Regions from separate parts of the Mus musculus genome. Here regions 1, 2, 3, 4, 6 and 7 are each linked to region 5. Evidence: chromatin loops called from intact Hi-C (ENCODE). Cell type or tissue: left cerebral cortex. All regions are shown on one strand.

The links. Hi-C counts contacts between places; a loop is a spot of excess contacts. Peaks named below come from ENCODE experiments on the same cell type or tissue, not always from the same donor. Only the 100,000 strongest peaks of a DNase experiment are listed, where the experiment ranks them.
Region 1: a loop joins it to region 5, with 2.4 times the contacts of the local background. A loop is called at or near these places in 3 of 42 quality-filtered maps.
Region 2: it touches region 5 in a loop (2.5-fold over the local background); 3 of 42 quality-filtered maps call a loop at or near these places.
Region 3: it touches region 5 in a loop (9-fold over the local background); 2 of 42 quality-filtered maps call a loop at or near these places.
Region 4: it touches region 5 in a loop (5-fold over the local background); 5 of 42 quality-filtered maps call a loop at or near these places.
Region 6: it touches region 5 in a loop (2.6-fold over the local background); 2 of 42 quality-filtered maps call a loop at or near these places.
Region 7: it touches region 5 in a loop (2.3-fold over the local background); 4 of 42 quality-filtered maps call a loop at or near these places.

The regions. Positions count from the first base shown.
Region 1 is chr4:102,912,189-102,916,188 of GRCm38, forward strand. It overlaps Sgip1 (SH3-domain GRB2-like (endophilin) interacting protein 1), which reads left to right. Exons shown (of 26, transcript NM_001285852.1): 14 at 2,871-2,963. Among named protein-coding and RNA genes, the nearest start is that of Tctex1d1, 72 kb to the right of the region's middle. In left cerebral cortex, a CTCF peak has its summit at 1,681; DNase peaks (open chromatin) are centred at 938, 1,765 and 2,144; H3K27ac peaks cover 392 bases.
Region 2 is chr4:102,925,801-102,929,800 of GRCm38, forward strand. Sgip1 (SH3-domain GRB2-like (endophilin) interacting protein 1) reads left to right here. Exons shown (of 26, transcript NM_001285852.1): 17 at 1,661-1,785; 18 at 2,986-3,112. Among named protein-coding and RNA genes, the nearest start is that of Tctex1d1, 59 kb to the right of the region's middle. In left cerebral cortex, a CTCF peak has its summit at 1,634 (motif pointing left); DNase peaks (open chromatin) are centred at 1,699 and 1,963.
Region 3 is chr4:102,885,973-102,889,972 of GRCm38, forward strand. The region is part of intron 8 of Sgip1 (SH3-domain GRB2-like (endophilin) interacting protein 1); the gene reads left to right. Among named protein-coding and RNA genes, the nearest start is that of Tctex1d1, 98 kb to the right of the region's middle. In left cerebral cortex, a CTCF peak has its summit at 2,190; DNase peaks (open chromatin) are centred at 1,127, 2,283 and 2,523; H3K27ac peaks cover 1,239 bases.
Region 4 is chr4:102,858,416-102,862,415 of GRCm38, forward strand. Sgip1 (SH3-domain GRB2-like (endophilin) interacting protein 1) reads left to right here. Exons shown (of 26, transcript NM_001285852.1): 3 at 2,355-2,379; 4 at 3,441-3,524. Among named protein-coding and RNA genes, the nearest start is that of Sgip1, 100 kb to the left of the region's middle. In left cerebral cortex, a CTCF peak has its summit at 1,586 (motif pointing right); a DNase peak (open chromatin) is centred at 3,037.
Region 5 is chr4:102,757,810-102,761,809 of GRCm38, forward strand. Sgip1 (SH3-domain GRB2-like (endophilin) interacting protein 1) reads left to right here and starts at 2,326. Exons shown (of 26, transcript NM_001285852.1): 1 at 2,326-2,756. The coding sequence starts at 2,747. In left cerebral cortex, no CTCF peak of the experiment used is centred here; DNase peaks (open chromatin) are centred at 1,730, 2,435, 3,416 and 3,960; H3K4me3 peaks cover 2,836 bases; H3K27ac peaks cover 2,792 bases.
Region 6 is chr4:102,832,914-102,836,913 of GRCm38, forward strand. All of the region lies in intron 1 of Sgip1 (SH3-domain GRB2-like (endophilin) interacting protein 1), which reads left to right. Among named protein-coding and RNA genes, the nearest start is that of Sgip1, 75 kb to the left of the region's middle. In left cerebral cortex, a CTCF peak has its summit at 2,020; no DNase peak of the experiment used is centred here.
Region 7 is chr4:102,839,505-102,843,504 of GRCm38, forward strand. All of the region lies in intron 1 of Sgip1 (SH3-domain GRB2-like (endophilin) interacting protein 1), which reads left to right. Among named protein-coding and RNA genes, the nearest start is that of Sgip1, 81 kb to the left of the region's middle. In left cerebral cortex, no CTCF peak of the experiment used is centred here; a DNase peak (open chromatin) is centred at 1,578; H3K27ac peaks cover 1,726 bases.

The DNA.
Region 1 (4,000 bases), 150 kb after region 5:
AAAGTTATTTGACTTAAAACCTCTAAGTTAGAGCTAGCTATAGCCCCACATTTATGGAAATGTGGTTAAGAACACATGCTACACTTGCAGAGGATTCAAATTCAGTTCCCAGTACTTATAGGAAACAGCTTACAACTGCCTCTAACTCCAGCTCCAGGGGACTCAGCCCTTTCTTCTTAATTCCAAAGGCACCTGCATTCACATGTGCATACCCATAGACAGATATACATATACACATATTAAAATACTATCTTTTTGTGATAAGATAGTAACTCTCTAGGCTCCATTAGACAAACGTCCTTAAGACTTACCAGATATAGTAGAGCATGCCTTTAATTTCAGCACTCGGGAGGCAGAGGTAGGCAGACCTCTGTGAGATCTAGTCTAGCCTGGTCTACAGAGTGAGTTCCAGGACATCCAGAGCTACATAGGGAGATCCTGTCACAAAAGACTCATGTGGATGGTAGGTAGACAAGTGGACTAAGCTAAAGTAACGAAGAGGTTTCAAAGTGCAGTAATGAAGACAGAATTTATTTCTTGCTAATGTTATCGAGGTAACCACAGGGTATCAGGGCTAGTCTTTAGCTTTCAGTGGTTACCTTCCTCTCTGAGTCCAAGGACTTGCTCCAGCTCCTATCATTCCAGTAGGTGCCAAAGACACTGACATCTGTTACGAGAACAAACTCTAAATTCTAAACACATCACAAAGTGCATTGCAGAGAATTTGGTGTAACATGGCCAACTAAAACTCCTTCTTCTGTGAAGACTGGCTCTGCAGCAGCAAGCTACGCCTGGGTGATTTCAATGATGTAGTGAGACAAATTTATAAAATGCATTCCTAAATCCCATCTTGGTGGCATTACACTTGTAACCTAGAACTGTAGCCTTAGGGGAAGGCCTTCATTTGTATTACTAAATCATCTATGGTCAGTCTCATTTTTCATTTGTATAAGGTGACGGGGGTGAGAGCTGGTATGTTGCATTTGAATTTGCCCATTTAAGGAATTCCATAAGCATACAAAAATATCTTCACTGAAAATAGAAACAGATTTTTAAAATCTAGGTTATCCCCCTACATTGAGCCTATGGAAGCAATATTGTTCCCAGCACTCCCTGCATGGAAGCTTGTGATGGGGCAGACATATATCTGTGCTCGCTGAGAAGTCTTGCTTGACCGCCCTTCTGGCTTTAGCCACTGGACTTCCGCCAATTTCTGGCATTTGCACCAACCACACCAGCCCTTCCCCTGGCCAATCCCCTCTTTCTTACCAGCTCAGACAAGATAATCTTACTACTTCAGACTGATACTACTATCAGTATATGCATTGGGTATAAATAGAATTCAAATATAGAATAGATCTTTTTAAAGGAGGTATCTTATATCAAAATAAATCTTATTTATAGTCCCTCAAAAACATGGTTAATTTTAAAGACTTAAATACTTAATTGTAGAATATGTATTTAGTAGGCAACCCAATATGTATTTAATGGCAGAAATGAAGATATTTCTCTCGTAGCATTGCTAAATGGCTGGCAGTGCTTTCTTTCTGGATAGTAATGTTAGTTGCTTAGGAGACCTAGGAAGCAAAGAGCTGTGGCTGCATCAGATCTTGGCTCCTCTGCTCTTTCTATGGTCAAGTGTTTGAGAATATTAGTCATTGGGTTTTTGCTCCCCAAAACAGCATTGACTTTTACCACGTGGTGGTGCTGTGAGAATGAAAGACAAAATAACAGCTACTGGCCTCAGATGAGTGCTTCATGTACCATTTTCATGCATGCATGTGTTTGTACCCTGCCACCTTCTTCATCCCTTTCAGGTTGAATAATATCCTCCTGAGGTATTATTGTCTCCCCCTCCCACTGCGGGAAGAATGCTCAGAGGGGTTAAATGCCTTGCCCAAGATTCTACAGTAATCTAGAAGCTACAGTGAAATCCACATTCAACTTGTTTCCTCCATTGCACAATGAATAGCAGTGCACTTGCTGAAATAGACTGGTGATTTACACGTGAACAGCAGCAACACAACAAAGAAAAATGTTTTAAATTCACAGCTCTTAGACCAATACCTAGCTGCCTTGATCTGCTTCACACATCTAAAGAACTGTTCATTTTCTGATCAGTGGGCTGGCGAGATGGTTCAGTGGTTAAGAGCACTGACTGTTCTTTCAGACAACCTGACTTCATTTCCCAGCACCCGCATGGTAGCTCATAACCATCTGTAACTCCAGTTCCAGGGGATCCAATTCCCTCTTCTGGCCTTTTCTAGCACCAGGCACACACATGGTACACAGACATACATGAAGGCAAAAGACCCATACATACAAAATAAAATAATTTAATTAAAAAAAATCTGGTTCTCTCAGATGTTCAACAAGCATCTTTAGGGTAATTATTCCTCTTTATGATGCTGTGAAGGGTTAAGAGCGTGAACAATCTTTAAAAATAGGAACCACTGTAGAGACTTCAGATATTTTCAACATTGAGATATATTCATAGAACTCTTTAAATAAACCAGCTAACAACAAAATAACCCTTGAAGTAACTTCTACAATTTTGGAAATGGGGACAGTACGTGTAGTGGTATCTGGAATGTCCTTAGGTGACCAACCAGGAAGAAAATGTAGGTTCTAGTTGGGTTTTGGCTTAACTTATCTCCATGTACATACACACAGATACCCCTTACTCACACACACACCATGCTTCTAGGCCTGTTCTCTGTCTAAAGAGTGTGTGCAGCATAGGCACACTCCGAAATTAAACTTCTAGGGTGAGTGGAGGCGTGGGGATCATGTTTGGAAACTCAACTTTAATGGAACTTCTAAGCTCTTGTTTGAACTTACCCTGAGGAATTCTATTTTCATGTTTCCAGTTCTTTTAGATCAGCCTGAGATATGGGGTTCAGGCCAACCGATGAACCCAAGTACGGAGTCGCCAGAGCTAGCAAGACCTTTCCCCACTGGAAGTAAGTTAATGTATCTACTCACCTTGCTCGCTGACTGCATAGTAAAAACTTTAGCCCACTCCTAGAAGGCCTGGGTTAATAGTACTTGAATTTAAAAAGAGGCATTACTATCTAACAGACTAGATCAGGTTCTCTAAGCTGGGATAAAATAACAGAATGAAGTGGCACAGTTAGACTTGAGGTAGCCCCTCTTATGACAACTTACATGTTCCATTGTTCAACCATCCCTCCTGTGTGACTGTGTACAAAAGTGTGTGCATGGAGGAAGCCAGGATGCCAGATACATATGTAGGAGAGGATGGCCTTATCTGGCATCAATGGGAGGGGAGGGAGGCTTGATGCCCCAGCGTATGGGGATGCTAGAGGGGTGCGGAGGGAGTGGGTGAATGGGTGGAACACCCTCATAGAGGCAAAGGGGAGAGGGGGGATGGAATGGGAGATTTGTGGGGGGGTACCTGGGAAGGGAGATATCATTTGAAATGTAAACGAATAAAATGATTAATAAAAAAAGAAAGAAAAAGAAAGAAATTAAGCTGAAGGCATGGAACAACCACACAACATGAGTACTGAACAAGTCCAGCTGGGTCTCTTCTCGTCCCAGGTGAACAACTGAGACTGCACAGGACAGAAGGAACCCATAGACAGGAAAGACCCCCCCACCCCCGGAAAGCAAGACAAACAGGCTTGCTAACAGAGAGATACTGCAGTGAGACCAAGCCACTTGTATGTCAAGGCTGCTCGTTCTAGCCCATGTGACTGGAGAGGGTCCTAAGAAGCCTTGAAACCCCCTTACCTGTGATGAACTGGATGTGCTGAGCTGAATGGGTTCCTCACTAGGTCAAGCCTGCTGCCCAAGGGCTTATGAAGTCTCCATCAGTAGAAACACGCAGCAGGATGTGTATAGTGGGGACTCCTTAGAATAGTCATGGGAGGAATGGTGTGTCTAGGGAGTAAAGAAGTTCTGAGGGCCTTGTTTATGCATGGATACTCAACAAGTACTTTCTCCAGCCCAGGATCTCCAGGGCTTCCTTTTTGGT
Region 2 (4,000 bases), 170 kb after region 5:
AGATGCAGGAGGAAGGCAGATTGTATGCAAATCGTGGCAGTCCATAGTCTATCTGAGGCTTCAGGAGACATATATCCTTTGGAGTTAAACACACCATTTGTGCTTTATGATCATGGACATGCTGCTAAAAGAACTTCAGTCTTCACTGAGATGTCAAAGCTAAGCATGAGGATAATGTCACCTATGTAAAGCCCTAGCACAGATCCTGGCCAACTGAGGCAAGAAGAAGAGTAGAATTAATGTATGCAGTTGGCGGTAGAAGGGGAGACATGGGAGGGTATGGAGGAGAAGCAGTAACAGTGTCTCCACACTTAGGAGGTAGAAGCAATGCAGAGACAAGGCTCAAGATTTCACTCTTTAAACAAGAGAAGCAAGACTTGCCCCCAGAGGCTCTCTTGAGATGAAAAATGATTCTGAGATGGATTTGGCTTCTAAGATTCAAAGTTCTTTGAGACTCTCAGAATCTGGACTGAGGTGCTGGTCTAGGACTCTGGTGATACTGGTTTTATGTTGTGTTGTGTAAAGGAAGTGGGTGGAGAAGGGTAGAGGATATGGCGGTGGGGATGGGTGGATGTGGAGACAACTGGTAAGCTAGGGGTTATGGAAGTGGTGGGGTGTGGAGGCAGCTGCGGGAATGGAGACTATGAAAGCAGGAGAAAAGTGGAGGCAGCTGGTGGGGGGAATGTGGAGGTGGGAGTCTGGAGGCAGCTGGTGGGGGAAGGATGTAGAGGCAGAGGAGTATTTTTCTAAAGCAAGATTTCCTGGAATTTCCTTGGCATGATTTTACAACCTGCTGTTTCTAACCAAGTGACAGTTCTGAACAAGAACTGTCAGAATATCAGTTTCACCTCCTAAGGTTTGGGACCAGGTAGTTCTCCATGCATTTATGACTCAAGATAGACAGGTCCCTGAGCGCCATGCTTGGTGTGCATGCCAGCCTCTGTGTGTCAGCCGTGTTTCATATGCTTGTCATGGACAGCCAGAAAAGTAAATCCAAGAGACTTTTCAAAAACCACCAAAGAGACAATAACAACCCCTACTTTAACAGGCCCCCCCGGGGACAGTCCGTTCAAAGCACTTGCTGTGTTTCCGATATAGAGATTCAACACACAAAGAACTCGTGTCCTTTATTCATGACACATATGTGAGATAGTGATGAAGTTAGCACTCGGGGTTGACATAGAGTCAACAGCATAATTCTCTACCTGTGTTTAAAAAAGAAAAATCTAGTGTGGGGGGAAAAAAAAGCATTCAGCTTCCTTCGAGTTGAAACTTCCATTTTCAACTTGGACACAAATTCTGACTGTAAATCAAAACCAAGAGAATGTATCATAAGTCCCTTGTGTACATGATCAAAATGAAGCACCCCTCCCGGCCAGCCAAGAGTCCCTCCAGTTCACCTTCCATCAAGGATTTACCTTCCACTGGGTGTCACATGACAACGCGGTACCAAGCTTCAGCTTCTGCCATCAACCATAGTTCAACGGAGGAACTTTCTTCTTTATCGAAAGAAAAAGAAATGTGTTGTGCAAAAGGTTTAGCATAGTAACTGCAAAGAAAAAAGGAAAAAAAATGCATCCATGCCAGACATTGCCCTGTGCACTGCCGCCTTCTGGCTGCCTGTGTTTCCTGCTGCTTCTAATGCCCGTCTGTTTTCCAGGTGCGTCTTCTCCTGCTCGACCAGCCACCCCCTTAGTTCCTTGCAGCACCACTCCGCCTCCACCTCCTCCCCGGCCTCCATCCCGGCCAAAGCTACCTCCAGGAAAGCCTGGAGTTGGAGATGTGGTATGTTCCTCCCTGCCCTAGCTTGCTCAGAATGAGATCCCCAAATCCCTTGACCTGGGCCATCCCAACATCAGGTCTAAGCAGTACAGCACTTATACAAATGACCATCACAGGGGCCAGCTGAAAAGGAGTAGCTGCTGTGTGGGGATGCCTTTTCCGCCCACCTCAGATTCCTCCCAGCTTGCAAGCCATGATCTAAAATGGTAGCAATCGGGTACTTGGGCCATCAGCTCTGAGGCAGCAGCTGGAGACATACATAAATAGTGGTGGTCAGTCATGTGACTCTTCAGAGAGCGGGAACTCTTTTTACAATAATTGTCTTAGTTACTAGAAAACTGTGAGAGGAAAAAAATGGCTCCTGGGCTGGAAAGATGGCTCATCAGTTAAGAGCCCTGACTGTTCTTCTAGATGTCCTGAGCTCAATTTCCAGTGCCTACATGATGGCTCACAAGCATCTGTAATGGGATCTGATTCCCTCTTCTGGGGTGTGAGAGGACCCAGCATATATATAAAAGCATTTCTGGCTTCTGACCCCAGAAGCCAGATAAGTCAGCAGCAGACATTCAGCAACACAAATGTAGAGTGGTGCCCTGTAGGTGTGCCACAGTTGCTTCCTTAAATGTTATCCTAAGATGGAGGTGTGGGAACGGTCTTCTCAATGGTTCAGTTAAGAAGCTTGTGGCAGAAGTAAATCTCATTGACCCCTGTACAACAGTCTCAGAATGAATGGCATCATAACCTTCAGATGCCGTCTCGCAACCTCTCTATGTAGGAGAGCACCCATTTAGGTCCTGGAACACCTGTAGACACCGCATGTAAGCCAGAGTGCCTACTGAGCTCACAGGCTGGGGCTGGGCCTCCTCCGCCTAGATCCAGCACACTGGCTTGTATAAACACAGACCCATCCAGTGAAAATGGTACCATGGCTTTCAAGAACCTTGTTTTTTATCTCCAGGGCTGCGACCCAATAAAGATACAGAAATCAGGCTTGGCAAGATGACTCAGTTGACACTGGCTGCCAAGACCTGATTTCAATCTCTGTGGCCCACACAGGAAAAGGCTGTCATTTGACCCTCATGTGCACTCCATGGCATGTATACACACATGAACACAAAATAAATAAAGCACAATAAACATTTTAAACTACTAAACTGAAGTATTTTGGCTGTCTAACTTCCTTCTCTTTTCTTCTCCCTACAGTCCAGACCTTTTAGCCCACCCATACACTCCTCCAGCCCTCCTCCGATAGCACCCTTAGCCCGGGCTGAAAGCACTTCTTCAATATCGTCAACTAACTCACTGAGCGCAGCCACCACTCCCACAGTTGGTAAAAAGATCTCTCTCTCTCTCTCTCTTTTCATGTGTTTGTGGTTGTTGACTGGCTGTCCTTCATGATCTAAGCTCCCCAAAGCCCTGTTTCTAGTCTTAATTGTTTTGCTGTGTGTTCTACCATCACCTGGTTCTTCTCTCGAGAGCACCTTCTCAGCTAAGGAAGCTAGAGCTCTAGCCGTACAAATTAGCAAACTGCAGAATGGGAGAGCGCATGTATTTTGTAGGAGTTTTCTTATGTTATCCCATGCAGATCGACTCACAGAAGAACTCATCAAGGAAGATGCTAATATTTGGATCTTTCTCGAAACAAGAAGTATTCTCCTTTGAGAGAAAATGCTTAGATCAGAAGTAATATATTTTGTCTCTTTTTTAAAAATCTTGGAAAGTTCGCTTTCTTGAAACTTTCGATTCTTCATCATTTTTTGGTTATCTGAGGTAGACATTGGCATCGGGATACTTGGGAAGTTTTTTCACATTGCTTTTCAGTGATATGTGGTCAGTTTCCCCCGGGGCGGGGGAAGTATCATTTCCAGCAAATGCCCCCTGTACCTCTGGGTGTGATGAAAGTGATGGGGGTGGAGAAGGGTGACTCAGGGTGGCTCCCCACCATCACCACCACCCACCTCCCTTCCCCCCCCCCCCCCCCCCCGCTGCCTCTCTTCTTTACTGCATGCTGTCTGACCTGGAGTTTTCCCTGCCCACTTCCCTGTGTGACCTTCCTCCCTCCCCAACTCTCCGACCTGCTCTCCAGTTCTCCCATGCTGTAAGCCAGCTGGCCCGTTCTGCACTGCTTGGGGGAATCGTTCACTCAGCTCAGTGAATTCCTGCTGCTACTTCTGGAAGAGCACATCACAGAATCACTCATTTGAGAAGGAGCTAGACA
Region 3 (4,000 bases), 130 kb after region 5:
ATCATTAATACTGATATTCAGGTAACCCAACTACTCAAAAGTCATTTAGACCCAAGATCAATATTTAATTAGCCTAAGCACCAAACTGGGAAAACATGTTTGTAATTTTCCCTTACGGTAATTCTAGAAGCCATCCTAAATCATTTCAAGTATGGTCCTTCAGGACACAGCACTGAAGGCTGGCAGCTACCTGGAAAATAAACCTCCTCACTCTCCTTCAATGATGACTTTCTATGTAGCAGGCACTGAGTTTATGCCAAAAGTACCGAACAGACAATGCTGCCCAACCTTCTTGACAATGCTGCCTAAAATAGTTAGCAGAAAGCAGCATGCAACCAGTGTTGCTTTCAGTAGACACACAGACACTCCCCTATGTCCCAAACCCATCTTTCTTCCATTTGGTTTTCTGCAGCTGTGATCTGTCTCTCTCCCTCCTCCCAGGGTCTCTGGGGTGGTCATCTCTTTCTTTCTGGAACGCGCAGGGAGTAGACACTGGGAGACCTGGGGCTTCTGTGAACACATGTGTTGCTCCTCATACCTCTGGTCTTCAGTGAGCCGAGGCATTGCAGGCTAGCCTCGAGGAGGTTTGTTTTTATACACATTTAGTTCTGCAGCAGTTCAGGGATTCTTTTTTTTTTTTTTTTTTTTCCTCTCCAGATTGAGTCAAAGCTAAATTTCCATTGTGATTCATCCAGGCCTTGCTCACCCATGTGACCTTGGGCAAGTCATTTAACTCTATAGCTTCAGCTACCAATTAACTGGTGCTAAAGTTAGATTAGAAATACTCCATACTTTGTAAGTTCTTGTAAGGAATTTTTAATTAATTTATTTATTTATTTAGGCATATAAAGTGCTTAAGGCCTTTTAGGCAAGGTCCCAAAGTGGCCCTTAGAAAATGATAACTACTATTAACCAGAACAATACAGTGTCTCGTGGCAGTGGCTATAAATCCTCCTCTAAGGCTAGGGACCAGTTTAAGAGTGTGCAGTGGTGGCAATGTTGCCTTTGAATGTTGATTGTGTCAGATGCTTCACACACATTCTCATTCATTTTCATGGCAGCCTCATGGAGACAGTACTGTAACTAGCCCCACTTTGCAGATGAAAGCCTGAGGCACCAAGGAAGTGACTCACCCAGCACGTCACCAGTGATGAAGATGCTGGGACTTAAATCTAGTATGACTGATTTGTGATTCAGAACTTAACCGTTACATTGTTACATTATACTGCTTCTTAACTGTTGTATTGTTCCATTATATTGCTTTTGATGAAAGCCGCTCTACCCAGGAGAAAAAAAATTAGCTCACCCAAGACATGCTGTACACAATTTCCAGGTGCTCATAAATGTTTTGAAGGCTACAATCCCAGGCCTTCGGCCCAGAGAGTCTCCCTCTACAGAAAGTTCCTTCTAGAATGCCTCATGCGTCATCCCTGGTGACAAGTGAGTGAGGAGCAGCTGCCATCTTGCCAGTCCTCATTTAAACACTGCAGTGTCATAAGTGATGTCCAACTTATTAAAATCTCTGGTTTTATATCCAGGGTTCCCACCAGTTGTGTTTTCAGTGGTAAAAGACTGACACCTCTTGTTTCAGCTGCCCCAGTCAGTTCATCAGTGATAAGTATTTCTGCGTCACGAGTACATTACAATCAGGCCTTACATTTTGTAAATGCCCAGTCATGGTCTAAAATCTGAATGAGCTTCGGCAGTGTTGGGCAGCCCCATTTCACAATGAACCTAATGCAGAAAAACCAAGAGACTGATGGAGGTCTAAGGAGCAAGACCCAAACTCTAGTGTCTGACCCATTTTTTGCTTGGCTAAACGGATTAAAGCCAATGTTTTGTGAACTACAGAGCCAGCTCTCTTTAAGGTTGCTCTCAGCTTAGCACTGTCCTATGCTGGCCTCCTTGTCATTATGGGAAACACTCTGCTGTGGGAGCAGATTGGGTGTGTAAGCTCTGCCTCCAGACTACATCTCCAGCTCACCCTCTGAAGACCAAGAGCATGTGAGAAGAACCCTGGCCACAGTCTGTGTATCCTGGCTGAGTTCCTTAACTGGGAGTCTCTGTTTTCCGGTTTGTAAAACAGGAACACAATAGTAGCAGTCTTCTTAGGGTTGAGGTCAGAGTTACAAGAGGACATGAGAAATGTCCAGGTGTGCCTGAGCAGCCAGCAGGGGCTTCTGGGTAATTAGATCCCTTCAGCGGCACTTTTCCTTTTCCCTTAGTTGAGAGACTTGTGGGAGACAGAAGGAAATAAAAATAGCCAGGAAGGATTTGTGTGAAGTCAAAAATAGTTCTGTAGAATAGATGAGAATACGAGGCAGTTAAGAGTTAGGTTTGTACCTCTTCCCCCAACCCTGAGAATCTCGGAGGCATTGTCGTATGCGTTACTGAGTATGATGGAATGATTTGGGTAGTTTGAGCTTGTTCTTGGACACGTGCACTCCATAACGGAATTATTTATCGAAAGCTCTGAGGCTGGGGGAGATAAGCTTTGAACTGTAGACAGTCTGGTGCTCATTGCCGATTCCAGGTGGCCCACCCACCTTCCGCCCCCAAATTACCCTGCCAGGGAGCAAACTCCACAAATTTGCTGCTGCTTGGTAACACCGCCCCCTTCCCTGTCTTCGCTTTGGCAGAAGGTTCAGCACCCCATTGAATTCAGTGGAAAAGAGAGTCATCAGTGGTGGGGAGGAGAGCTCCAGGCTCCTGCACACCAAGAGAGACGAACCACCTGGTTCTATGCCCTGTACAGACCTCCTGCACTCAGAGATCTAAAGGGTAGATGCGCAACTTGCATTGCTCACCAAGTCAGCTTTAGGCAAACTCGATTTGGATTGGTTTAGGGATGCCAAGGGTGGGACATTAAAGCTTCCAGTCCTTTCTGCCAAAACTCTGCAGACATTGCAATAGATCCCAGAGGTAGTTTAAGAATCAACAGCACCCAGACCCAACAGAACAAGTTACAACTAAGACAGTGGTGCTGTTTTGGTTTTTTGTTTCAAGGCCCTGAACAAAAAGGTTGAGAAAATGAGTCAAAACTTTTTCAAAATATGTCACTGCCTTCTCTACATTTTAAGAAATCACTATGTGTAATGTCTAAAATGCACTGGGGGTGGGGGTTCCCCTTCACTACTAATTTTTTTTTCCTCCTGGAGAATTCTGTTGCTTCCCTTTGCTGACCTGTAGCACAGTATTGTTTTCCAAACCACCCATGCCTACCTTATTTTATTAAGAAGAAATCCTTGCATTGCTCTATGCTTCGGTCTGAACCATGAGCAAGGTGTTTGGTATTCATCCTGGCACTCCTTAGCAATTACATCTCCCAAGGATGCTAGCTGCACTTAGTACAAAGTCCTGTTTCCCCATATGAGCTCTGATAGGTTTTCCTGTGGAACTCCAGATTCTTACACTTTGCTCTGCTGATATAGGCAAGCTGACCTACTCTAGCTGAGTAGGTCGTGGTAGAAGTAACCACAGACATATATTGACTTATAAACATTTTCGACTAGCTTCACTGGAAGTAGCAAATTCTTGAATTACCTTTAATTATGTCACTTGCAATTTTTTTACAAGGTAGAATTTTCTGCCTTTCAAATTCTCCTTGGCTGTGTTAGTCCTCCCTCTGTGAGGTCTGGAATCTGAGTTCTTTTTAGTAGCTAATCTCCAAAGTTGAAGGACAATGAATCCCAAAGAAGCAATCAGTTTATTAAACAACCTCTAGACCTGTACATCATTTGTGAACAGCCCTAGCAACTATTTCTGCACTCAGAGGAGGTAAGTTTAAGTCTCCCCCAAGGAGCCACTTCCTCCAGCGCAGGCAGCAATGAGTGACAGTATATGTGCTGGGTTCTCTGGAAGAACAGGAGTGACAGAATGGATATATATTGCAAAGGGCAACTTGTTACATTCACTTACATTATAGTGGGGGGGTGGTTAGTTCATAAATAGCTTGTTATATCGGCTTACATTGTGGTGGTGGGGTTAGTTCATAAATAGT
Region 4 (4,000 bases), 100 kb after region 5:
ACTAATGCCAGATCTCTCGTCGTCTAAAATCCAGGGATGCATGGAATATGCTTCAAGCCCCAACAGGAAGTAACTGCCAAAGAGTCTGCTATATTTAACAGAGCAGCCTTTTAAAACTGATGGAGAACTTAGGACATTTCCAAACAAGCTCCGTTAAAGCAATTCATGGCAACCACACCAGCACTGAAGGAAACGCTCACAAGACTGTGATACAAAGGGTTAGAAAAAAATCATCCCAACCACAGGAGCACAGAAAGGAATGATGATGATGATGAGGAGGAGGACGACGACGATGACGACGATAGAAATAGAGGGAAGAGGGGACCTACTGTGACCACACAGTAGCCGCTCATCCTAACCGGGGAGAAAGAAAAGAACACCTAATACTCTGACAAACCAGAAAAATAGCCAACAGCATGAAAGGAATTTCTAGAGATTGCTCTGTAATGACTTTAATGTAAATGGCACCATCCTAGCTAACCAGGGCTGGAGAGGTGGCTCAGCAGTTAAGGGTCTGAAAAACACCCACCTGGAGATCCACGACCATCTGTAACTCCAGTTCTAGGAGGTTCAATAACGCCATCTGGTTTCCACAGGCACCAGGCATGCACAAGGTGCATAGACATGCAACCAAAACGCCCATACTCATGAAATAAAAATACCTCAATCATTCCGTACTAAAACAGGGCTCTACATTCTAGTTCTTGCTAATAGTGTAACACTTTTAAATTCCTTCCTAAAAGTGCTACACTACTAAAACCATGTTCCCATGTAACAGTGACTACCTTCTCGCTTCCCTCTCTGTATTAGTGGCACTGCAAAAACGGCCATGACCAAGACAATTTACAAGAGACTTTACTTGAGCTTACGATTCTAAAGAATTAGTGTACATGCTGGCAGAACACAGAGTTGGCAGGCGGAGTACTTACATCTTGAACCAAAAGCAGGAAAGAGAGGGTACTAGGAATGTAAACCTCAAAGCCCCACCCTCAGTGACGTACTTCCTCTAGCAAGACCACGCCTCCTGAAAAGAGAGGGTACTAGGAATGGTGTAAACCTCAAAGCCCCACCCTCAGTGACGTACTTCCTCTAGCAAGACCACGCCTCCTGAAAAAGAGAGGGTACTAGGAATGGTGTAAACCTCAAAGCCCCACCCTCAGTGACGTACTTCCTCCAGCAAGACCACGCCTCCTGCGCCTACCCCAACAATTCTGCTTAGTATTCAACCTGAAACTATGTCATTCAAACCACTCCACCTTCCCTCGCTTAGCCAGTACAGTTTCCACCTGTAACAAGAAAAACAACTTGCTTTCACTGTATTAACGCACAGAGTGGCTGGAAGTGAGCAGTTTATGTTCCCCATCAAGAAATGTCAATGGATAAGAAAAGAAAGTAAAATCAACACTTGAATGCGTAACATCTGTCAGGAACTAGAATTTGTTCATTCTTTGTGCTATCAGGTTGGATAATGAGTTCAAGGTGACAGAATTTAGAAATTGCAAGAACTGAACCTCCAGGTTCATTTACTCTAAAAGGCCTGGCGCATCACAGCAGGTCACCACCACAGAACTGCTACCCTAGGGTTCAGCAGCAGAGGGCGCCACTTAGCACAATTCCAACCTCCATTTCCTGTCCTATATTTGAAAGGGATGTAATTACAGAAATACGAAAGAAGGTACAGATTCTCAAACTGGTTGGAAACTACCAGAAAAGCTTTAACTTCATAAAAGACAATTCAGAATCACTCACAGGAGAAAATTAAAGGAGCACACCTGTCTGTATACATGTTTTATGATAGATTTAAGTGAAGCCAGCAAGAATGAGCCAAGGGGACAGGAGAGCTAGCTCAGCCACTAAGAGTAAATACTGCTTGTGCAGAGTCGAGCAGACAACCCAGTTCAGGTCCCAGCACTACTGTCAGGTGGCTCACAACTATCTGTAACTCCAGCTCTTGGGGGAGCTGACACACTCTCTGGCCTCTCTAGGCGCTTGCACTTACACGTGCACATGCCCACACACAGTCATACACATATACACATAATTTAAAATTAAATAAATCCTTTCAGAAAGAGCGGACCAGACTCATGAATTATGTGGAACAAACTCCATCACGCCAATGCGTGCCTTTGGACTTCAGTTCCTTTTGAGAATATCGATCACTGCCTAACACACATGTCCAGCTCACACTCAGATGTCACCCAGCGTGATAGGTTGTTTGTTTGTTTGTTTCCTTAGTGAGGTTTGCAGTGCAGTGGGAATACACAGAGGATGCAGGTGATGGCCAATGGTTCTTTATTCACTGCAACCAGAGTGATTCTTCCTTCATAACTGCTACCAATTTCTTTCTCTTGCAGAGGCTCGCCAGACCGAGATGGAATGGTAAGTATTTAAACGACCATTTTTAGTGAGCTTGCACCGCGATATCTGCTATGCTTAAATTTCCACAAGGCCAGCTTCTCTCTCTCTCTCTGCCTCCTCTTTTTCTTCTTCTTTTTCTCCTTTCTTCTCCTTCTCTTCCTTCTCCTTCTCCTTTCCTCCTCTTTTCAAAAATTCAACTATTTTAATTATCTCTAGTAAATGTGCATGAGATATAAGTGTGGTCTTCGTCAAGTTAGAACTTATATATTGCACTTACCTAAAACTCAGCCCCAGAGCACACGCGCAAACTAGCCAGGGAGATGGCAAGTCAAAAATAAAAAAATAAAAAATAAATTGTACAGGCATAGTTGGTACAGGGGCTGTTCCCATCTCCAGTTCAGTGTCTTAGAGCTCATTATGTGAGAATGTTCTCCAGTGGCACCACGGGCATAAAGGAGCAGCTTCCCCATAAAACTGAAGGAAACTTTTCCCTTGAGTAGCTGGGCTGCAAATACATTTTCTATATTAAACTCAGAAACAGGGAACGGTCTTCAAACTACTTATGCCTGACTGAATTTTACAGCCCGAAGGAGCAAAAATGTATCCACCGGGCTTCGATTTAACAGAAAGTGACTCCTAGCTGGCTGCCAGATTTCTTGGTTTTTAAAGAGATCTGGGATATGCCAGCTTAGACGACAGACTTAACGGGAGTCTGCTCTAGCTCCCAAAATGACTTCCTTCCCATCTAATCAGATGCCTATTCAGAGAGTTCAAAAGAACAGCTGTTACTCGGGGGAAATGGACACACATTAAGCTCCCCGGGGCCAGAATAAGAACTAAAATAAACCTGGTGATTAAAAAAATATATATATATATTTTTTAAAACTGCTCTTTATAATAGTCTACCTAATGGGGTGCTAATTGAAGCCATCGCAGGAGTTTTTCTCCTTCTTCTGGATTAAGAGTTTTCAGCTTTGGGGTGCCTTTTGCATTCATGTGATTCTTGCTATGAAATGTTCTTTTAAGAAATAGAATGAAATTGATCAGACTTCGGGTACCTCTATAATCAAGGCTCTATTCAGCAGGGGAAAAAAAAGGCTCAGAAGACACAGCTTCTCCTCACCTCTTGCTTCTGGCTCAGAGCCCTCTCCTTAACTCTGTCTCAGGTACTCTCTGCTTCTGTGTCCTCTCTCTGCTTCCAGCTTGGTCCTCTCCCCAGGTCCTCTGTCCTCCCGTCTCTGCCTCTACCAGGCTCTGTCACCACCAGTGCCCTCGTTGAGTTGCTGCTCCTGGCTTCTCTCACTCTCCCACTCTCTTAGTCTTGTCTTTTTTTCTCCTCCTCCCCCCTCAACCCCCCGTCACCCTCCTGCTCATTGTCTCTGAGGTCCCATGGCTAACTCACTAGTCTCTGCTTTTCTAAGGAGCCCAGTTTACATATCTGCTGGAATATGTACCACAGTAGCTGATGTTGAAGATGCCCATGAACATGTGTTGCAGGCATGGGCACGATGCCATCCAGATCTCCCTGAGTTCTCCTTACATCATCCCAAGTCCTGTAAAATCATTTATTAGCAGTTTGTGTCCTCCCTGCTGTTAGTTAGAAATGCCATAAATAAAAATGCTCATGAGAAAAAGGAATTAT
Region 5 (4,000 bases):
AGCCCTTCTGTGTCAGTGATAGTAATTCTGCAAGCTAACATAGAGGACTTAACAAAGCTGTAGACACAGCACTAAGTAACTTTCAGGCAGAGTCTCAGAACAATTCTGGGCATATAGTAAGGCATTACCACAGATCTGCTTTATTGCTATTTATAGCAGAGGTTCCCAACCTTCCTAATACTGTGACCCTTTAATACAGTGCCTCATGCTGTGGGAACTCCCAACCATAAAATTATTTTTGTTGGGACTTCATAACTGTACTTTTGCTACTGTTACAAATCCCAACGCAAATATTTATGTTTTCTGATGGTCTTAGGTAACCACTGCCATTTGACCTACAAAAGGGTCACGGCCCACAGGCTGAGAACCACTGGTTTATAGGCTTGTGGACTTATTCTAACTTCCATTTTATAGGTAAGAAGCCAAAGTCCAGAGTTGTATAACTGGCCTCTGTTCTCAGACCTCAATGAAGAAGAGACAGGATTCCATTTCATTGTTTGATACCAGTCTCCATCCCTGTTGTTAATCTTCATTAAAATAATTTGCTAATCACACACACACACACACACACACACACACACACACACACACACACACACATCCTTTATTCAATAACCCACCACAGTTTTTAGAGCCAATCAACTTGCCCTTAAGACAAGTGTTACTTTGTAATCTCTTCCTTTTAAAACTCTACGGCCTCATAGGCCTCGGGAAAAAGCCACGAGCATGTATAGCTCTCAGGAGACTTTAATGTTTAAATGCAGAAGCCACAGAAAGATGGATCCTTGTGGGAAAACAATGAGGCTTTTAAAAATTATTATTATTGCTATTATCATTAATTATTATTATAAAACTCTTGTAAGTTACTAAGAAGCTGAGTTGCTTTTTGATTTTGACTAATTCATCTCTTCGTTCGGCCTCTTTAGTATTTCATAGCCACCAATATCTCGTATTCCCTCTGGAGGAAAGAATCAGACTATGTCGAGATCTGGGTAATACTAAGTGAGGGTGTTATAAATGATCAGCCCTATTGTTAGTTTCTGACCTGATCTTCAATAAAGAGATTTTCATAGCCCCGGCTTTGCTATTCTTCCTTAGTTTAAAGACCTTTCTCTAGCCTTTTCATCATCTGCTCCCTACAGTGATAGGCCTTCCTTACTCGATTCAATTTATTTCTTTTTGCTTTGTTTTAGCCTGGTTAAACCCAGGATCACAGGACACCAGGCCTGGGAGTCCCTCCCTTTGAAGGACTCCTAGGACTTTTGATAGCACTCAGGTGACAGACCCTCAGCTCCACCAGACCTTGTGCCTGAACCTTTCCCCATTCTAGCAAGTTGCCAAGGCCCAGGCTCCGCCCATTCCTCCAGCGCAACCTGGACCGATTGCCTTCCTCTCTGGATTTCCCTTGGGGTGAACGACTGGGCTCCTAGGCGACTGAAGACTGCAGGAGGAGCGTCTTGCAAAACCTGCCATGTAGCAGCGGCTTCAGTTGGCAGCTGTAGCCGAGGCTGCAAGCGAGGCTCCCCACCTGGGGCAGGCGTCTGCCCAGCTCGGCTGGAGGACGCGGTGACGGAGGGCCCCCGCAGCCCCGGGGTCGCGGCTGCGGAGCGGAGTGCGTGGGAGGAGGCGACTCGCGCACGCCTGAGGCGGCCAACGCTTAGACTCTTGCCTTCAATCCCCCTCTCCCGCCTCTCGCCCCAGAAATGAGCTGGAGCATCGCCTGTTTGATTCCAGAGCCCGAATCGGGTGGGTTCTTTTGTTTCTTTGTTTTAATGACAGTTGCCAGCCCTTGGGCATGTCATGCGCAATTAATTTCCTGCTTCCTTTCAAGGCAGCTGGGATGAATTTTTTTTCCTGCATCATCCTTTGGGGGATGGTTGTTTATGATGTGACGTCAGCGAATTGATTTTTCTCTCGTGAATGAGAGGAAGAGACACACAAGGAGAGACAGAGAGACCTAGACAGAGAGACAGGGCGCGGGGGGTGTGGGGGCCAGAGAGACCTAAAGAGAGCGCGAGCCAGCCACAGATGACAGATGTGCACAGAGGCCAAGCGCTGACATTTGAAATTCCTTCAGGTCAAAGTGAGGTTGGAATGGGAGTGTAAACGTGTGTTGCTAAGATCTGGAATTACTAAGAAGTGTTTTCTTAAAAAAATAAGTAAAAGAGAGAAAAACGAAAAAAAAAAAAAAATCCCTGGGATCAGCCTCCTGGGCTTCTTTCTTGCTGGCATCCCCTGTCAGGGTGGCAGTTCAGATCATCGGGCGCCCCAGAGCCGCAATAGGCTTGCAAGGACCACGAGGAGGGGCGGGGGAAGTGCGTCACCAGGTGGGGAAGGGGCTGTGTGTTTGGAGAGGAGCGGGAGGCAGTGGGGGTAGCGAGCAATGGGGACGGGAAATGGGTTCCGTGCGCTCTCCGGGGGTATTGTGTCAGGAGATGCAGGCTGGCTACCATGTGACGCGGTCCAGAGCTGAAGGGATTGGCCGAGGCAGCGCAGGCGGTGCAGCTCGCCGGCTTGCTGTTCCTCTCTGCCTTTCTCTCACAGCATCTTCCTGGGAGACTGTAGGTGAAGCAGCACTAGCTGCATCCATGGCCGGTCTTTCGGGTTAACACTTGTCTCCTTTGGCTTGGCAGCAAGCAGAGCAGACCTCAGCGGCAGCTTTGTGAGGACTTAGCTGGGACCTGGAAGCGTATCCTCCTGTGTTTTTTCTGACTTCTTGGAAAATAAGGAATGCAATTCTGCCACCATGATGGAAGGTAGGATTCCCTCTGCTGTGGTTGGCTGGCTCCAGGCAAGATTTGGGTAGACCAGTATGGAAGAATGCATGCAGCCCGTGGTGTCTGTGTCTAGAACCTGGCTGCCAGGATTTTTGCAAGCAGATACTGCAGCTTGCTTGCAACCGGGCCCAGGCTTAGACTAATGGAATCAAACCACAGGGTTTCTGTCTAGCTCAGAATCTCCACAGCTCCCAGCCTCTTTGAAAAGAGAAAAGCCTAAGTGTTTGCAGAGAGCTGAGGCAGCCAAGAATAAGGTCTCAGAACAAACAAGTTGGGGAAGAAGATAAGGGGTTTCTGTGGAAGGTTAAGCACGCTGGTTAAATCTTTGCAATGGAAAGTATTTTCCGAAATTGATATTAGACAGAAGAGGTCATCGAGAGAGTTATCTATGCTGGCATTTTCAGTGAACTGCTTACATATCTTATAAGATATTCTGATCTTTGAGGTTTGCATTATAGTATTGGAGTGAGGGGTGCAACAAATTTGGTTCATAAACTGGAGTTTTATGAGGGCTGTCATTGCAGCAGAATGAACGATCTAAGAAAAAGACCTGGGCCTCTTTGCTCCTTCATCAGGTTCAGACCAGTTCGTAGAGGAAATGGCTCTTAGTTTAGCATCAAGTGATTAGTTGCTGATTATCTTACTGCATTTAATACTAAGTGTAGGGAGGACCTTCCCCTGGGAGATGCTATTTAAACTACATTTTATTCTACCAGCTTGCCCTTTCCAGTCTAAGATAGTGACAGCCAACATCACCTCAGAAAAAGCAACAAATTGGTCAGAGAAGAAGCAGACAGCTCTATGTTGCCTTTGATTATCTGTTTTCACATTGCAGGATGGGGTAAAACTCCTGGCCTTTCCTAAGATGACAGGCAGAAATTTTGGACCCAGGCTAGATTTTATAATGCAGAACCTAGTGCATAATGGGTCTCAGATCAGCCACAGAAATGTCAGAGGGGCCACCTAAAGCCAAGGTCTGTCCTACCAGTTGCCAATGGTCAATGGACCTTAGCAATTTACCAAACTGGAATAAAAGGGAGATGGTTTCAACAAAACCAGTGAAGCTCCCCTTGTCTCTCCGCCACCCTCCTTTCCCCCTTCCCACCCCCCCCCCCCCGTCATCATGTCAAATGTCATTAGTGTGACTCCAGGGAGAGAAGAATTCTGGGGTAGAAGCTCATAGATTCAGGGAAATAGCCTTAAATGGAGGCAGCGCATCATTC
Region 6 (4,000 bases), 75 kb after region 5:
TATCCAAATATAGGCTGATATTCTTGCTAGGACAGTTTGTAACAGTCACTATTTTCATCTAAAGGAAACACAGGTAAGGCTAATTTGGTGACTGAAACTCAACAGAAAAAGGATATGGAGTTTTGATGTCTGACACCACTTTCAGTCTCTGGCTCAGTTAGCTGTGTTTTAGCGGAGAGCAGCATGTGTCATACTGTGTCTGGATGCCTTCTATCACTTTGTGCCTCAAGCCCATGTAACACCAGAGTTCGAATCCACCTGACTCTTCTAGATGGTATAGGTTTGTCACTCACTCCACCTCCATTGCTTTGAGACCTCTCACAAATGTAATTAATTTCAAGGTACAGGAACTAAGGAGTTAGATGCCAGCCTTTTTCCCAGAAAGCACTTTTAATGTATTAGAGGCTGACATGGTGGCACACACCTATAACCCCAGCACTTAGGAGGCTGAGACAAGGTTGCCTTAGTTCAAGGGTAGCCTGGGCTTCAGAGTAAGGTCTCAAGCCCCACCCCCTGAGATGCACAAGTCACTGTATATCTAAACACTAAACTGACGCAAGACACACTCAGATTAAATCATGCTGTCATTTTAAGCCCTAGGTTTTATGTGAGCCCTGGGTTCTCTCAGACCCTTTAGCTTCCCACAGGTAAAATGCAGGTGGAGGTTCTTCTCCAGCAGGACTGACTTCAGGGCTGAACAGATAAGTCCTGGGAGACTGCCCAGCTCTAGAACAGCACACTATAGGCACTGTGGGTTTTTTTTTCCTTCATCATCATTACTAATGGCCAAGCTCTTTATCTCTGTTACTTCAATAATTGAATTTTTAATCTTTTTTTTCACCTCCTACTCCAGTTTGAAAGCTTCAGGCCCAGCAAGATTATTGTAGCTATTTGTAATAGAAACAGAAATATGAATGACTAAGCCAGCCAGAGAAAAATTAGGAAGGTTCCCTGGGGAGATGTGACAGAAGCGCTTGATAATTGACTCCAATCCAGAGCATTCATCTTCATGGGTCCAGGGACAGACACTGCATCTTAACCCTGACTTGGACTGATTCCTCCAAGGTGTAAAGTCACTGATGACTCTATGATGAGTCACCAGATGCTTGGTGCACCTGGGCCATCTCTGCCAAGATAGCTTGTTACATGTTGTTATACAGTAATGTAAATACGGCATCACTGGAGACTAAGAGACTTGGGTGATACTCATAGATCCATTTAGGAGGCCTGTAAACTCCCTGCACTTAATAGACAAAGGTTGCCAAATATCCGTTCATGCCTGTATTTTCTGAGGACAGGACTAATTTTTTTTTTATTATTATTAAATTCTCAAGGGTGTGGGTGAGAAAAAGATGAAGAGAGCCACTGCTCCACAAAGAAAGACCATGACTGTTGCAGTGTAGAGAGACCATGTTCATGAGTATGCCTTTCCTGCAATCTCAAGATAGGCATCACCAAGAAGACAACTCTGTAGTCCTGCATTGTGTCTAAACCGTAATACGTCGTGCTGCAACTCGTGACTGTGTTCATTTCTGAAGAGAATTCACGGATATTCCAAAATCCCTCTTACAAGCTGGTAAAACTCATTTGAGTTTGGAATATGCTCCTAACCATAAACTCATCTTTGTCAGTCTCTTAACATTTCAAATGGATGTTACCTTTTTCTCAAATGCCTAGCTCTGTGCGACTGAGGAGCCACAGCGTGGCGTTTCCTCCTGCTTTATCCAGTACATTATGTTTGTTATTTATGAATAAAACCTGCTGAATCCTGGAGAATGCCTTTAGGCTGGGGGAAAGCACTTGCCATTGGGCATGTGGTGAGTGGTATCAGCACACCATCGTGCTGAGGGCTTTGTGCTGGACTTTGATGACAAGCAGAATCAAAGTGAGGAGGCCAAAGTTACCATCTCTGTTGCTAAAATTAAAAACTGAAAATTCAGAGATGGAAATAGGACATCCTCTTCCCCTAGCCCAGACTGCAAGGCTGAGTCCAGTCTCCACTGAGGCCTGCAGTGGCACCCTCCCCCCCACTAGGGGACCCTTTTGCAAACTCTAGTGCTTTGAGAGGAGAAGGCAGCTTGAAAAGTTAGTATGATAAAAAGAGCAATTTATTTTTTTTCCAGCCATTCCAACCACTGACAGTTCTTTCTACACTTTTGTTTCCTTATAAATTTAAATTTCCTTCTCTGTAATAATTATCAAGAAGACAAAACATAGCAGACAGGGCCAGGAATATTGGAAGAGGAGAGTAAGTCTGAGGGTCTCAGCAGAGAGCAGGAAGCCAGTTCAGCTCCTGTATGGTTGGGGTGCTGTGTACCTCCTCCTCCTCCTCCTCCTCCTCCTCCTCCTTCTTCTTCTCTTTCTCTCTCTCTCTCTCTCTCTCTCTCTCTCTCTCTCTCTCTCTCTCTCTCTCTCTCTCTCTCTCCAGCCACTTGGCAAAAAGAACATAAGTGCTTAGCACACAAGCCCACGGGCCTTGAAGATTTCTACCACTTAGATGCTGTGATTTTTTTTTAAGGTGATAATTAATGCTTGCACAGAGTGTGGTGTATCTGTATTAGCCCAAGGCTATGTATTCTTTTTATAGTAACTCATGTTACTGTTTTTGAAGTATTTGTTGTGCATATGAATTGTACATGATATTGTGTTACATGAGGACATTTTCGTTTGAGCATACATTGTACCTTGTGCATTCTTATTTCACAGAAGTTAGTTTTGGAAAACTAAGATCTTTTTGGAGTTCACGAGCCATAGTAGTATTTCTAAAAGGCAATGTGCATACAATTATATCCACAGGTTTATGCATGAAATATAGCAATATAATAACAAAAAAATATAAATTAAAAACAATATAATGACATATACATTGTGCTTACATAGTATCAGGTCCTCTAAATACTATAAGTAATCCAGAGATGGTTTAGGGTACATAGGAAGGTATAAGTTAGATAAAACTAATATACTATTTTATATAAAGCAGTTGGGCATCTGTGAATTTTGATATCTGAAGGGAATTCGGGACCTAATCCTCACAAACACTAAGACATGACTGTGAAGTTATATGTTCATACATGTATAGTATGGACATACATAATCCTATCTTGATCTAAAGTCATGAAACGATATGCATTATTTTTATATCACTGACTCAAATACTTGACAGAAACTTCAAGGTGGGATGCTAACTTTGGCTCCCAGTTTCAGAGGAATTCGATCCATTATAGTTGGGACTGCATAGCAGAACAGCTCCATCAGCTATGACAAGAGCATGTTCGCATGGCATCCGACAGGAAACAGAAAGCAAACCAGAACTGGCAGTGGATAGAACCTGTGAAGACCAACCCCTAATGACTTCCTTCTGTCTTTCAAAGACTCCACAGACTTCAAATTAGCACTGCAGTCTAGGGAGCAAGAATACAGAATATGAGTCTATGGGAGGCACTCTAGACTCAAATTGTAACACCTTTCTTTGTTCTTTGGATCTGTCTTTTGAGAAGGGTCTCCTCTGTAGGCTTGACTGGCCTGGGACTCACTCTCCCAGAGTCTAGCCTGGAACTGATGGAGATCTGCCTGCCTCTGCTCCCTGGGTATTGGGAGAAAGTGTTGGTTAACACCACCATACCTAGCTTTAATCTTCCATGGAGAAGAGTGTCATTTTTGTAACTGTGTTAAATAACTTAAAAGTGCTTTTTATATATATCATTGGTTAGAAGAGTGGTTCTCAACCTGTAGGACATGACCCAGTTGGGGGTAACACATGACCCTTTCACAGGGATTGCATCTCAGATATCCTGCATACCAGATATTTATATTGTAATTCATTAACAGTAGTAAAATTACAGTTTTGAATTAGCAATGAAAATAATTTTATATTTAGGGTCACCACAACACAAGGAACTGTATTAGAGAGTCACAGCAGTAGGAAGGTGGAGAACCATTACCTTAGAATATTAATGAATGCTCTATGAGGTCATTCACAGAGATTAGGGACACTGCTGCT
Region 7 (4,000 bases), 82 kb after region 5:
TCATCATATATCTCCTTTTGAAAAAGAAACAAACAGACCTCATTCAGGTAAAAAATTAACCCAAAGGAAAGCAAACTGGACAGTAATGGGAAAGCTTTCTGTCAGCCCTGGTCCTATAGTGTTTCATCCAGGGTAGAAGAGGCTCTTTGGCAGAAATAAAATCTGCTACCACATTTATCAACTTAGGCTTTGAGATAAGTTTCTCAGAGGTTCATTAAAAGCGGGTGGGACACCCAGAGATTGAGAGTGACTTTTGATTGGTGATGACTGTTGTAACCAAGGCAAATTTAAGATTTTAAAATTTTAATTATTTTCAATTTTTGCTATTATTTTTTTATCATTATTTCTAGAGAAATAGAGCTATAGAGCTGCTGGCAGTGGTGAAATTGGGTATTTAGTTACCCTTGTGTCATCATTTAGAGCAGCAGACTTGTTTTAGAACATCAACATGTCAAGATGGGCAAGAGAAATATGCACAAAGTAATACCCAGTATACTTCAGGTTCTATTTGGTTTTCTTACTGCACTAAAAATTCTAAAACTTACAAAACACTGTATAATTATTAGTTGAGGAAGTGGAGACTCAGCAAGATTAAGCACCCATCCCTGATGTCAGCGAAGGTAAGCAGGGAACCCAAGTCTGGACTCAATGTCCCCACTTCCTTTCCAGCAAAGTATGCGCTGGAGCATCTGGGTACAGTGCTGGCAGCTCAGTCAGTCATCCACTGCTTCAAATCCTGGTCACCGGGCCCCCCAGTTCCATTAACACTGGCACAGCAAACAGGACCTTTGGAATCAAATGTATTCTGAGACTATCTTCTCTAATATGTCCTTCTATGTCACCTAAGGGTCAAAGAGTTCTCACTCAAAAAAAAAAAAAAAAAAGCCATTTAGCCCTTGAAGTTCTTCACTGCCATCTGTTAGGATTCTCCATTTCAGTGCTTAAACTTGCTGTTTGATCATTCCAGATTTTTACGACCCACTGCTGTTGGATGGTCATGGGATTCTTCCCAATGGGCTTAGCTCAGAATGTCATGTAAACAGGCTTTGCACTTACCAAGTACAAAGGTCCCTTGGGCTTCCTTTGATCACTGAAATGTCAAACTACAGTACTCAGACCAAAACAGAGGCCTGTCTACCAACTCTGAATAATTCCTTCGGTTAAAACTGCAAATATATAGAGCAGCCAGTAAACGTGTAACTGAATGTCACAAGCTGGAATACTCCAAAACACTGGCCGCAACTCTTCCTGCTTCCTGGCATTCACTTTTAATAAACATCTCCCACATTCCAGGCAGCACTGTAAGCCTTGGAAATCAGAAATATCAAAAACTCATGGGAGGGACTGGCTTGTGTCTTAAGTGACCTGGAGAACCGGAATAAGACTTTTTTTTTTTTCTTTGAACAGTCTGAATTGAAACACAGAACTTGTGCTTAAAACTGAAGGGAGGGCTGAGAATTTGACTGGGTGCCATTCCCAACCTTAGAAGAGATGCTGTCGTGCAAAGCCCCTGCCTGCATCTTTCCTGAGATACAGCCGTCGTAATGAATACTCATTGCTATGCTGGAGTCGCCATCTGCATGGGGCATCATGCCCAGGGCAATTAGATTTGCCTGGTTTTTATTCCTGAGACTAAATGCTTGGCCTGGGTTCATGCAGAAAACAAGTAATTCCATTACATGTGGTTCACCTTTAAGTAACCCTCAACATTGATGAAGACTCCAGCTGAAAATTCACATTCGTTGCAGAAATAATCCACTTATCCAGACTTGATTAAGCTTCCCTTCTGTTACTGGGAAACACGCAAAGATTTCCACATGCAAAATATAGTCTTTATGTTTAATTAATGTGCAGCTTAATTTGCCTAGAAATGTCTTTCCTTTAAAAAAAATCACATTGGAGAGGACATTACTTTTGGTAAGCAGGCGAAAATAGTTGTAAACACTAAAAGAAAGATATTCCAAGGAAAAGAGGAAGCCAGGACTCAGTCTGGCAGAGGGATCTTTATAATGTAGTCTGTAGACCTGCCTCTGCTTCTTCTCATGTGCCGTGGTGTGTTCCGGGTAGGCATGACTCTAATTGCCGCCCTCTAGCACTGGGGCCAAGGCAAAGAAGTTCCTTCCTGCTGGATTTCTTCTCTCCATGCTTCATATCCAGGTTGGAGGAGAAGACACCTGGAAAACAGAGTCCTGAGAGTCATCCTCTCCGGAACTAGAATCCCAAGTGCATGCCTGGCTGCTTTGTTTTCTTTTCCTTGTGGATTGTTTGTTTGTTTTATGAGTTCTGGAGATTAAACTCAGGTCCTCATGTTTGCAGGACAAGCGCTTGACTAACTCTCCTAATGTCTACTCTTAAGGCCAGAAGGTTCTGGTATGTGTTGTATATGTTTATTTTCACATATTTTCATCAGTAACCGGTATATACAATACCAGTAAGATGAAACACAATCATCTTTTATTATAACTAATCAGACCATGACATTTTGTTTTCCATCTTCAATTTTTATGTTGCATTTTTTAAAAATTAAAGGCAATATTAGACCCATTCATAAGAGAGGATTGTTGGCTTTAACATAGCATTTCAAGCAAATACCCTGTTTTTAATACTGTGGCTCTGCATTGAACAAAGACTGAGGGATTTTTTTGTTCTGTTTTTGTTTGTTTTAGTTTGGCTTGATTTTGGTTGTTTCAAGACAGAGGTTCTCTGTGTAAGAGCCCTGGCTGCCCAGGAACTTGCTCGCTTTGTAGACCAGTGTAGCCTCAAACTCACAGAAAACAGGGCCTAGAGACCCCAGAGTTGGAACTGACCCAAGTGCTTCCCTCCTAAGGACTAGATTTCATAGTACTGAAAATGCCATGGAAGCTTCCAAATGAGGGAGACAACCAACAGTTCTACTCATCTAGAACACCTGTGAACCACAAAAACAGCCATCTTGGCACCATCACCGGAAGGATGCACTTGTGGCACATACTCCTTGGCTAGAATCAACAATTCTTTAATTTGACTTAAGACCTGTTCAACAGACAGAAACCATGTCTGGTGCTGGAAACCTAGCTAATTATTCAGTGTTAATGAAGTCATGGCAAACCTGTCCTTAAAGCCATAGATTGGTGGGGTCTTCATCCCTATTCAAGGAAATTTCTCTTTGCAACAGTCAGAGACCACTACAGAAAACCACAACAAAGAGAATGCAGCTTTATAAGCCAGTGCCAATGGATACATAGAATATTTGTTACGATTTTATCTCAGGGTATGCATCTAGTGACTGCTCACTTGACTACAGTGAGAGTAATATGTGTAAGGACTACTCAGGACTGTGGCAGAAGATGGACTTTCCAGTGTGCATGCAGAGCATCTTAATATTCAATTGTGGGAAGCCACATGAGCTGTTGCAAGGTGGCACTGGCTACTGCTGGCCACCAAGCATAAGTTTGGGCAAATAACCAATGTGTACATATGCAGTAAAGTTTTTTGCCAAGACACTGCCTGGCCCGGGCATGATAATGAGGTTCTGAGAGTATAACCAATCAGATGTGAGACATGCAAATGAGGTATGTTAATGAGGTCCTGTGAGGTACAGAGAGAGAGAGAGTAACCAATCAGATGAGGAACATGCAAATGAGGTATAGTGCATAACCAATCCGGGTGTGAGACACGCCTCTCCTAGGCCTATAAAAGCAGCACCAGTTCTGGGCTTGGGGTCACTTCGCCTCTGCAATCAAGCTCTCCCAATAAACATGTGCAGAAGGATTCTGTTGCAGCGTCATTCTTGCTGGCCAGTCCGGCACGCGCAAGAGTCAATGACAAAATGGAACTCTCAGGACCAGGTTTGGTGGTGCACACCATCCATCTCAGCACTCAGAAAGCAGAGGCAGGTGGATTTCTGTGAGTTTGAAGCCAATATGGTCTACAAAGTGAAAAAGTTATTTTTTTTAAATTTGGTTTTGCTTTTTAAATTAGTTAGCGAGTACTACAGAGAAGACACCAATCAACATAATAA